Regions from separate parts of the Homo sapiens genome. Here region 1 is linked to region 2. The links are chromatin contacts, found by Hi-C in ENCODE. All regions are on one chromosome and are shown on one strand. Each heading gives the region's core, a stretch centred on a gene start or an enhancer-like site at or near the end of the contact. The rest is flanking DNA. Distances are from core to core; before and after follow the strand shown.

Region 1 (3,979 bases), core at 1,063-3,562, 64 kb after region 2:
GGGGCCTGGCACTCAGCTGGTCCCCAACAGTGAGGGAAGAACTTGCCTCTGCCCTCTGGGTTCACTTCCTGATGCTGGTCCTGGGCCTTCCTCCTGTGCTTTACACCTGGTGCTTTACACCTTGGCAGTCTTGGTTCCTGAAACCTAGGTAATCCTTCTGACTTTGTTCTTCTGGTTCATAAACTTTCTACTCATTTCAGATAGTGAGAACTTCCTAGACTTGTCTCTGCCTGGTCTTTCCTGGTCACTTAGCTTGAGCCTTCTGCTTCAAATGCTGTCTGATGCCATGACATAGTCATGAGTCTCCTTCACCTGGAAGAGCAAAGGGTCAGATCAACCTCTCAGCGAAGGGTGGATGCACTCATGGTGGCTTGGTGGCTTCTGGGGAAGACTATTGAAATGCACTACTCAGATCTCATATCAGAATTGGAGGATCTATTCCCCCAGCTACTGAGAGTTCTGATGGAAGAAAGACTTCAGTTGTCAGCTTCTTATTGCCTTAACTGAAGGCCATGCCCCTTGTGAGGGCTGCCTACATCTGATGACTGATGTTTATGGGGATTTGAAAGCATGGACAGCACTGAAGAGCCCCCATACAAAAAAAAAAACTTTCCATAGGGTTCATGGAGGCCTTCATTGAAACTACATTACAGCCAAACTTCTCCTTTCACCCAGTCTGGCTTTTTTTCCTTTCTTTTTCCAAGAATATGCACTAACAACCTTCCTGTCCATGAATTCTCATTAAGAAGTCTGCTTCCTGCAGAATTCAACAGGTAACAGCTTCTTACAGCCAGCTCAGGCTAATCCACTACATCATAATTATCAGAACATCATGAAATTGGCCTACACACTGCAGTATTAACTAATAAGAACGTATAGGGCTGGGAAGGAAATGTGGGGCACTATAAAGGATTGGAATTCCAGAATAGAAGAGGATGGATTAAAAGGGCAGGAAGAAGTAAAGAAGAAAACCAAGCATATTGGTGTAGCTACATCTGTCCTCAAGATTCAAGCTTTGGGGTTTAGACATTGATGGAGCATCTGAAAACTACTCTCCCCATTCTACCAACTTCACTTGAACTACTTAAATTACAAGGAACATCTAAAATCTCTATAATATTTCCTATTCTCACTCTGTTTAGAATGCTTCTACTTACCTTCCCATCTGATCCTTACACCAGTCTCTGTCTGAAGTGGTACCATGCTTATCTTACAGAAGGAGAGAATCAGAGAGTTTGGGTGACTTGTCCAAGGCCACCCAGCCAGAGGCCAGGGCTCCAGGGCCCAAGGCCAGTGCATTGTCCACACTGTGGGAGTTTCCTCTCAAATGAAGGAGCTCAAGAGAGCCAGAACAGGCACTTCCCCCATTTTAAGTTCAGTACATTTTTTTAGAGTTGCCTGTTTCCTGGTATTGTTTGCACAGCTTGAATAAAACACCCTGGGGTCTCTGGCCTGCATGAGGACACTGCAAAAATAATGGAAATCAAGTTAGAGTTAGAGAAAAACGCTGATTCTCTCGGCTGACACCTTCTGCTCTCTCCACAGGTGTAAATACTACTCAACAAACCCCTTTAGTGCACAAAGCTAGGGGTCTATTTATTTTTAAAATTAAAAAAGCCTATCTGATATTTTGCTTGTGGTCTCAGAGCTTCTTGCTATGCCACTGTGCACCTGCACTGTTGGTGTAATAAATGCCTGGGGGATGTTCCCTGAAGTTTCCATGGGGCCTACATTAGTTTTATTTTCTTTATGTGGGTCTAAGCATTACTGAGCAGATCAAAATCAATTCCTGGAAGACCAGAAGACCATTTGATAGAGTTGTGGCGTAGCTGGCAAGGGATACTCTGCTATGAGTCTTGCTACTGAATATTTTAAAACAGAAATAATTCAAGAAACTGGAGAAAATCTCCCTCTGTCTTTGCATGACTCGCGAGTCTTTGGATCTGTGTTCCGCTCGTCCTTGTCTTCCATAGCTTGTATTGCTCTGGATGATGGTGGAGTGCCAGGATTAGAGTATAATGTGTATTCCCTTTTGTCTCTCTCTTGAGACCTATGGTTAATTTTTTTTTTCACATGTAAGTAAAATAAGCAAATCTCTAAGAATACTAATAGTAAAAAAATAGGGATGTTTCTCCTCCTCTCTCCGCTCTTGAAAAGCCCAGTACAGCCCGCTCCCATGCATCAGCTGGGCTGGGCGGCCACACCTCTCCCTCCAAGGCTGATTCAGCAGTGAGTTTCGTAAAGCTGTTCTGACGCTTGAGAAGTCCTCTTAACACTAAGCAGGTAGTGGATTATGGTTGCTTACTTGCTTTATTTATTTATTTATTCATCCTTTTGATGTTTTCTTTCTAATAAGAGGTATATGAGTCATCTGTTGTGGACTTTATTTTGTGAAGGAATGCTTGGCATGATAAGAACTCTGTAGAAGTTAACAAGTTGAAGAGGAAAAATGACTCATCAACACCGACATTTTATATCACTGTGTGGAATGAAGAAAAATACTACCACAAAATGGAGTTGTGGGTGATGGTTAGGAAATTAGACAAGAGCCATATAAACAGAAAGGCACTTCTTTTAGTTTTCTTTTTTTAAAAGTTTTTTTTTACTTTTGTTTTTTACAATAAAGAACAGGACAAAATGCATTTCTATCCAATTGAATGATTTTAGTTAGTGAATATTTTAAAGAGAAAGTGAGTAGGGATGGTGGTAGAGGGTTGGAGAAGACTCACAGGGTAATAAATCATAGCAATTTAGAGAGTACAGTTTGGGACTATGCTACCATGGACTAGATAAGGGTATTAACTGGGAGCTAGACCTCTGGGTACTGACACCATGGGCTAAATTAAGTGAAGAGCAGATGAGGGTCACACTCAAACCATTCCCACCCCTGCTGTCTAGGTGTCATCTACATCTCAGCTATAGCCAGAGACCAACTTCTTAATGTTAGCTGGTTTGCTCTAGCTAAAACTGATTAACTTTATTGAGGGCTAGTTTTTCTCTCTAAGAAGGTCCTTTTATTTACTTATTTATTTTTGAGACGGCATCTCGCTCTGTTGCCCAGGTGGGAGAGCAGTGGAGCAATCTCAGCCCACTGCAACCTTTGCCTCTGGGGTTCAAGCGATTCTTGTTCCTCAGCCTCCTGAGTAGCTGGGATTACAGGCATGCACCACCATACCCAGCTAATTTTTTTCTTTTTTTTTTTTTGGTAGAGATGGGGTTTTACCATGTTGTCCTGGCTGGTCTCAAATTCCTGGCCTCAAGTGATCCGCCTGCCTCGGCCTCTTAAAGTGTTGGGATTACAGGCATCGTGAGCCATGACACCTGGCCAGATGGTCCTCTCTTTGCCCAACTTTGTGCTATCAGGAAGGAGGCCTGAGGAGCTATGAAGCACGGACCAGCATCTTTCTAAATAACCAGATCAACTGAATCAACTGTTATAGTCAAAGGAGTGACAGATACTTCTTTAGATCCTTCCTTCCTTGCATATTAACAAAGTTAACTTACATAGAACAAAATACACATCTTTTTACAACATGCAATTTTCATTGGTATATAGTGCAATGTTTTCCAACACAAAGTGCCTCTCAGTCTGACAAGAATGATTCTTTAGAAAAGATCCCAGAGTTAAGATAACCTGGAAAAGACAGCAGTAAAATAAACCTTCTTCAAAAAATATTCTCAGAAGGTAGGAAGGAAAAGTGTGGTAGACACAGATATGTGCTGTCCTTCTGAGAAGGACGTCTGCTTAGCTGTGGGGCTTTGGGGAGTGTGGTCAGCAAGATTGCTTCCAGCTGTCAGCTGCTTTGGGCTCTCTCAGCTAGAGACAGTCACTTGGCCAGGTTTCTGCCTTTTCTAGGATGGTCTGTCATAACTGAGGGAGGTTTCAGCCCACCAGGCAGCTCAGATTGGCAATACACATTTCTGAGCCTCCTGCCAGCTTCCTGAAGACTTTATTAGGCCTGCGTTGCAGTTCAGCAAC
Region 2 (4,276 bases), core at 1,681-4,180:
AAAGGGAGGGAAGGAAGGAGCCTTTCAGCTGTGACAGTGTCAGGGAAGTACAGGCAGGGGCAGGTGAATCAGTTGTTATCTGAAATGCTTATGTTGAGACACATCCCATTGCAGCCCCTAAAATGGTTCACAAGTTGGCTTCTGTCCCCATGTAGGCAAAATTTCCACTATTCAGGCTGTGAAGGGAGTTGTCTCCTCCAGAGAGACCCTGCCCTTTAAAAGAACACAAATGATTTTATTATGGATAACCAAATTAGAGATAACACTGTTAACCCCATCTGAGAAAACCAAACCAAAACAAACCAAAGCTGGAGGGGCAGGAGTGGTCATGTGAAATGATTTTCTTCTTATTAATTTCTTGGGTCATTTAGAAACTTGCAAAATTTTGAACCACTCATCCCTGGTCCTTGGCTTCACTAGGCTATCGCTGAATTTCCCTGGTACACATTTCTTTTTTTCTAGTCATCCAGGGATGCCATTTTAGTGCAGAGCAGAGCCAAGAAGGTCCTGCATGCTAAATATCAAAAACAGTCCCCAGGAGTTATCACAAACCTCCTTGCAGGTTTGTGTCTTTGGGAGGAGAAGAAATAAAGCGGCTATCTCCACGTTAGCCATTGACTTTCATGTCTCCCTTCTTTACTTCCTCCTGGGCTACTGACCCTAGTGACCCATCAAAGCCTGGGTGCAATGTTACCTGGCATTCTTCTTGCTTTTTTCCTATGGGTGCTCAGGCCAGCAGCTGGCACTATTTGCCCCAAGTACTTAGCTTGTCCCAACATTCTGACGCCATGCTCATAGCTGATGCTACATGAGTGAGTGCATAGGGAGGCACGATTGTGCTAGCTAGGCCATCCACTGGTCTCAGAGTCCTTAGAGAACACTCTTCAGCTTCTGTTTGGCTTCTTGTCCTCCTGATCAGAGGAATGACCCCTCCTCTCTCAGATGGTTCCTTGCTCTGGAAAGAATGGAGAACTAACATCAAAATCGGATGATTATTCACCCCTTGGGATTCTGACTTGAAGAATTTCTTAGGTTGGAGGTGGTAGGTATTGGTGCAGGCAGTCTTTCGTTTTCTGTCTCCTCGGCAGAAGACATCAGATGTTTGGTCTTCTCCAAGAAGGGTGGCTGGGGAAAATTAGTGCAGCCTTCTGAATAGGTGTATGATTGATTTGGTGGTGCTAGCTCTTGATTCTACTTACAATGCCTATAATTTTTGAAAAATCTTCTACCTTCCAGTAAAGAAAAATTCCATTTCCCACACTGAAATTATCTTCTACTTCTCATTTATGATGCTGTAGTTTTCCACCCCCCCGTTCCACTCCCTAACTTCTTTATTATTATTATTATTATTATTATTATTATTATTATTATTATTGTTTTTTAGACAGTTTTGCTCTTGTTGCCCAGGCTGGAGTGCAGTGGCGCGATTTTGGCTCACTGCAACCTCCACCTCCTGGGTTCAAGAGATTCTCCTGCCTCAGCCTCCTGAGTAGCTGAGATTATAGGCGCCCACCACCATGCTCGGCTAATTTTTTGTATTTTTAGTAGAGAGAGGGTTTCATAATGTTGGCCAGGCTCGTCTCAAACTCCTTAACTCAGGTGATCCACCCATCTCAGACTCCCAAAGTACTGGGATTACACAGGCGTGAGCCACCACACCTGGCCCACTCTCCAACTTCTTATGTCCATTTTCCTAGGCCACTTCTAGAGATGATAGCACATAGATCTCAAAATAGTTTTAAAATCTTGAGTTATTAGTTTAAAACAGCATTAGGAGAACTTACAAGTACTTACTCTGTCATAACCTGGTTCAGCTTGTCCCAGGCTCTGTGCCATCGTGGAATCCTTTCTGTTTCCTCCTAAGTCATTTGGTCTCTCCTTTCGCCTTGTCTGAATCAGGTCTGCCCTCAATGCCAAGTCAACACCTGCCTCCCTTTCTCAGGGTACAGTCAGAATGTAGATTATGTCTCAATTCAAGTATGCCTTGAGAACGAGATTTCCATAGAGTAAAAAAAAAAAAAAATCACTGTGAAAGAGATAATGGGAAAAGAAGATGAACAGCTGCCTCTCTTGGGGTGGGGAAGAGAAAGAGAAATCAGAAAACATACATGGGAGAAAACTACTTTTTTAAGAGTTGGCTTTTCTCAGATGATAAGTAGTTTTATGAAACGAGTTTACTTGAAATCACATGGCCTTGGTTCAAACTTTGGCTCTACTACTTATTGCTGTGTGACTTTGGACAAGTCACTTAACCTCTCTGGTCTCAGGTTTTTTGATATTGCCTCAGGACAATAATATCCGATTTTTGGGAGGTTGTGAGAATTCAAGTTTCAAGTGTTGAGAACAGTGCTTGACACGTAGTAACTACTCAACAAACATTAATTTTTGAAAAGCCATATGTTTTTGGACCAAATTTGCCAATGTTAAAATGACCATAATAATGATAACAATATTCACAAATCAATGCCTAGAGTATCTGGAGCTGGCGGTGCATGTTTGCAGGCCTGGTTCTCAGGCAAGTCCAGGAACCTAGAAGTTTGTTCCTCTTCTGCAAATGCTGGGGCAATGGGAAGGGAACAAAGCAGATAAGGTTTCCAGACCACAGTCAGTTGGCAATCCCTGCCCTGGTAAATAGAGGACTGTGTGATGTCTGTTTACCGTGTGCTCAAGAAAGGAATTCCAGCCTGGCTTTCTTTCAACTTGGTGCTAACCACCTGGAGAGGAATAGTTTAAGAAAAGATTTAAAGTACCAGTACTTTTCAACAGAGCTATGAGAACCTGCTTGCTAAAAATTCATCTTGTCTAATAATTACATTTTTCAAAACTCTGCAGAGCTGTGATGGTCCCCGTGGTTAGTACATCCTCTAACACAAACAGACCCAAGCAGACAAGAAGGGTGGGCCTGATGCAGGACATTTGCCCAGAGCCGCCAAGTCAAAGTGAGCTTTGTGTACAGCCTGCTGGCTCATTAGGGGTGTAGCTGCTGCATGCTGGTTCATTAGGGGTGTAGCTTCACATCCAGGTTCCCTGGGCTCTTCAGGACAGAGAGGCAACCTAGTGAATGGGAAAGGACACTGGCCTAGTGGGAGGTGTTTGGGTCATGAGGGTGGATCTCTCATGAATGGCTTAGTGCTGTTTCAAGACTAGAACCAAGAATGAGTTGGATTAGGAGGTCTAAGATTCAGAGAGCTGAAGTTCTTCTGCTGTAAAAAGAGGTTCATAACATGAAGATCTACCTATTTGCCAAGGTCACGGGAGAGGTCTAATGAGAATAAAAACTATAAAGTGCTGTTCAAACATTAGATGGAGTCATTACCTGTTCTGTTGATAGAGTACCAGAATACCTGTATGTGAGTCTGTGCATATGTTCCTGTGTGCTCGTGACAAAAACAGACTCACTTTAAACACACACATTTTATATTGCTGTTCCTATTATTTCTGGATCTTTAAGAAAAATAATTTGCAAAAGTAATAATGCTTGCAGCAAACATTTACGTATACTTTCACTTCTCTGAGGCAACCACTGTCAGCTTTGTTTTAGTCTGAGTACTCCGAGAAGCAGATGCCAATCTGGTTAGACATGCAAGAGATTTATTAATGAAAACACCTGTAAGGACAATGAAGAGTGAGTCAGGGGAGAGGAGGAGAGTCATCTGACTGAAATGCAGACCTGAGGCCTGTGAAGAGAGAGAGAAGGAAGGAAGGTCTTAGATAGTAATGCAGTTTTGAGAAAGTTTCACTGAGAAAGACACAGACTTTGAGGCAAAGTCTTGTGTCAGGAGTTGTGCCTCTCCCAGAAATGGACCTGCTTTTGTATTCTTACTGCATTTATTCATTGGCTGGGATCAGCCTCACATTGTCATGGCCGCTGCAGTGCCTAGTCTTTCAGACTTTCTCTATGTCTATGTAATCTTTTGTAACACACACACACACACACACACACACACACACACACACACATGCATGAATATGTATAGATATCTACATAAACACTTACAGTTTTGTGGGTAGAGCCATGCTTTACATTTTGTTTGGCAACTTGCAATTTTCATTTAATAACAATTTTTTATGAACATCATCATATCAGTATATGATATGGTTTGGATATTTGTCTCCTCCCAATCTCATGTTGAAAATTGATCCCCAGTGTTGGAGGTGGGGCCTGGTGGGAGGTGTTTGGGTCATGGGGACGGGTCCCTCATGAATGGCTTGGTTTTGTCCCAAGACTAGAACCAAGAGTGAGTTCTTGCTCTACTAGTTCACATGAAAGCTAGTT

Evidence for each region. A loop is a pair of places that touch in the nucleus more often than their neighbours do. Pooled maps may share reads with other maps.
Region 1: a map of PC-9 shows a loop between it and region 2 (8-fold over the local background). The contact joins two enhancer-like sites. A Hi-C loop is called at or near these places in 7 of 168 maps with a recorded cell type or tissue (Calu3, MCF 10A, PC-3 and 4 more) and 3 of 50 pooled maps.

The regions. Positions count from the first base shown.
Region 1 is chr15:45,917,684-45,921,662 of GRCh38, forward strand. All of the region lies in intron 2 of LOC105370802 (a long non-coding RNA gene), which reads left to right. Among named protein-coding and RNA genes, the nearest start is that of SQOR, 280 kb to the left of the region's middle. RefSeq lists an enhancer at 1,878-3,077. Within about 2 kb of position 2,313, at least 4 of the 41 ENCODE cell types and tissues checked have a DNase peak (open chromatin) inside an H3K27ac peak, as active enhancers do; they include PC-3 and PC-9, where a contact is called at or near this core.
Region 2 is chr15:45,852,766-45,857,041 of GRCh38, forward strand. All of the region lies in intron 2 of LOC105370802 (a long non-coding RNA gene), which reads left to right. Among named protein-coding and RNA genes, the nearest start is that of SQOR, 220 kb to the left of the region's middle. Within about 2 kb of position 2,931, at least 4 of the 41 ENCODE cell types and tissues checked have a DNase peak (open chromatin) inside an H3K27ac peak, as active enhancers do; they include PC-3 and PC-9, where a contact is called at or near this core.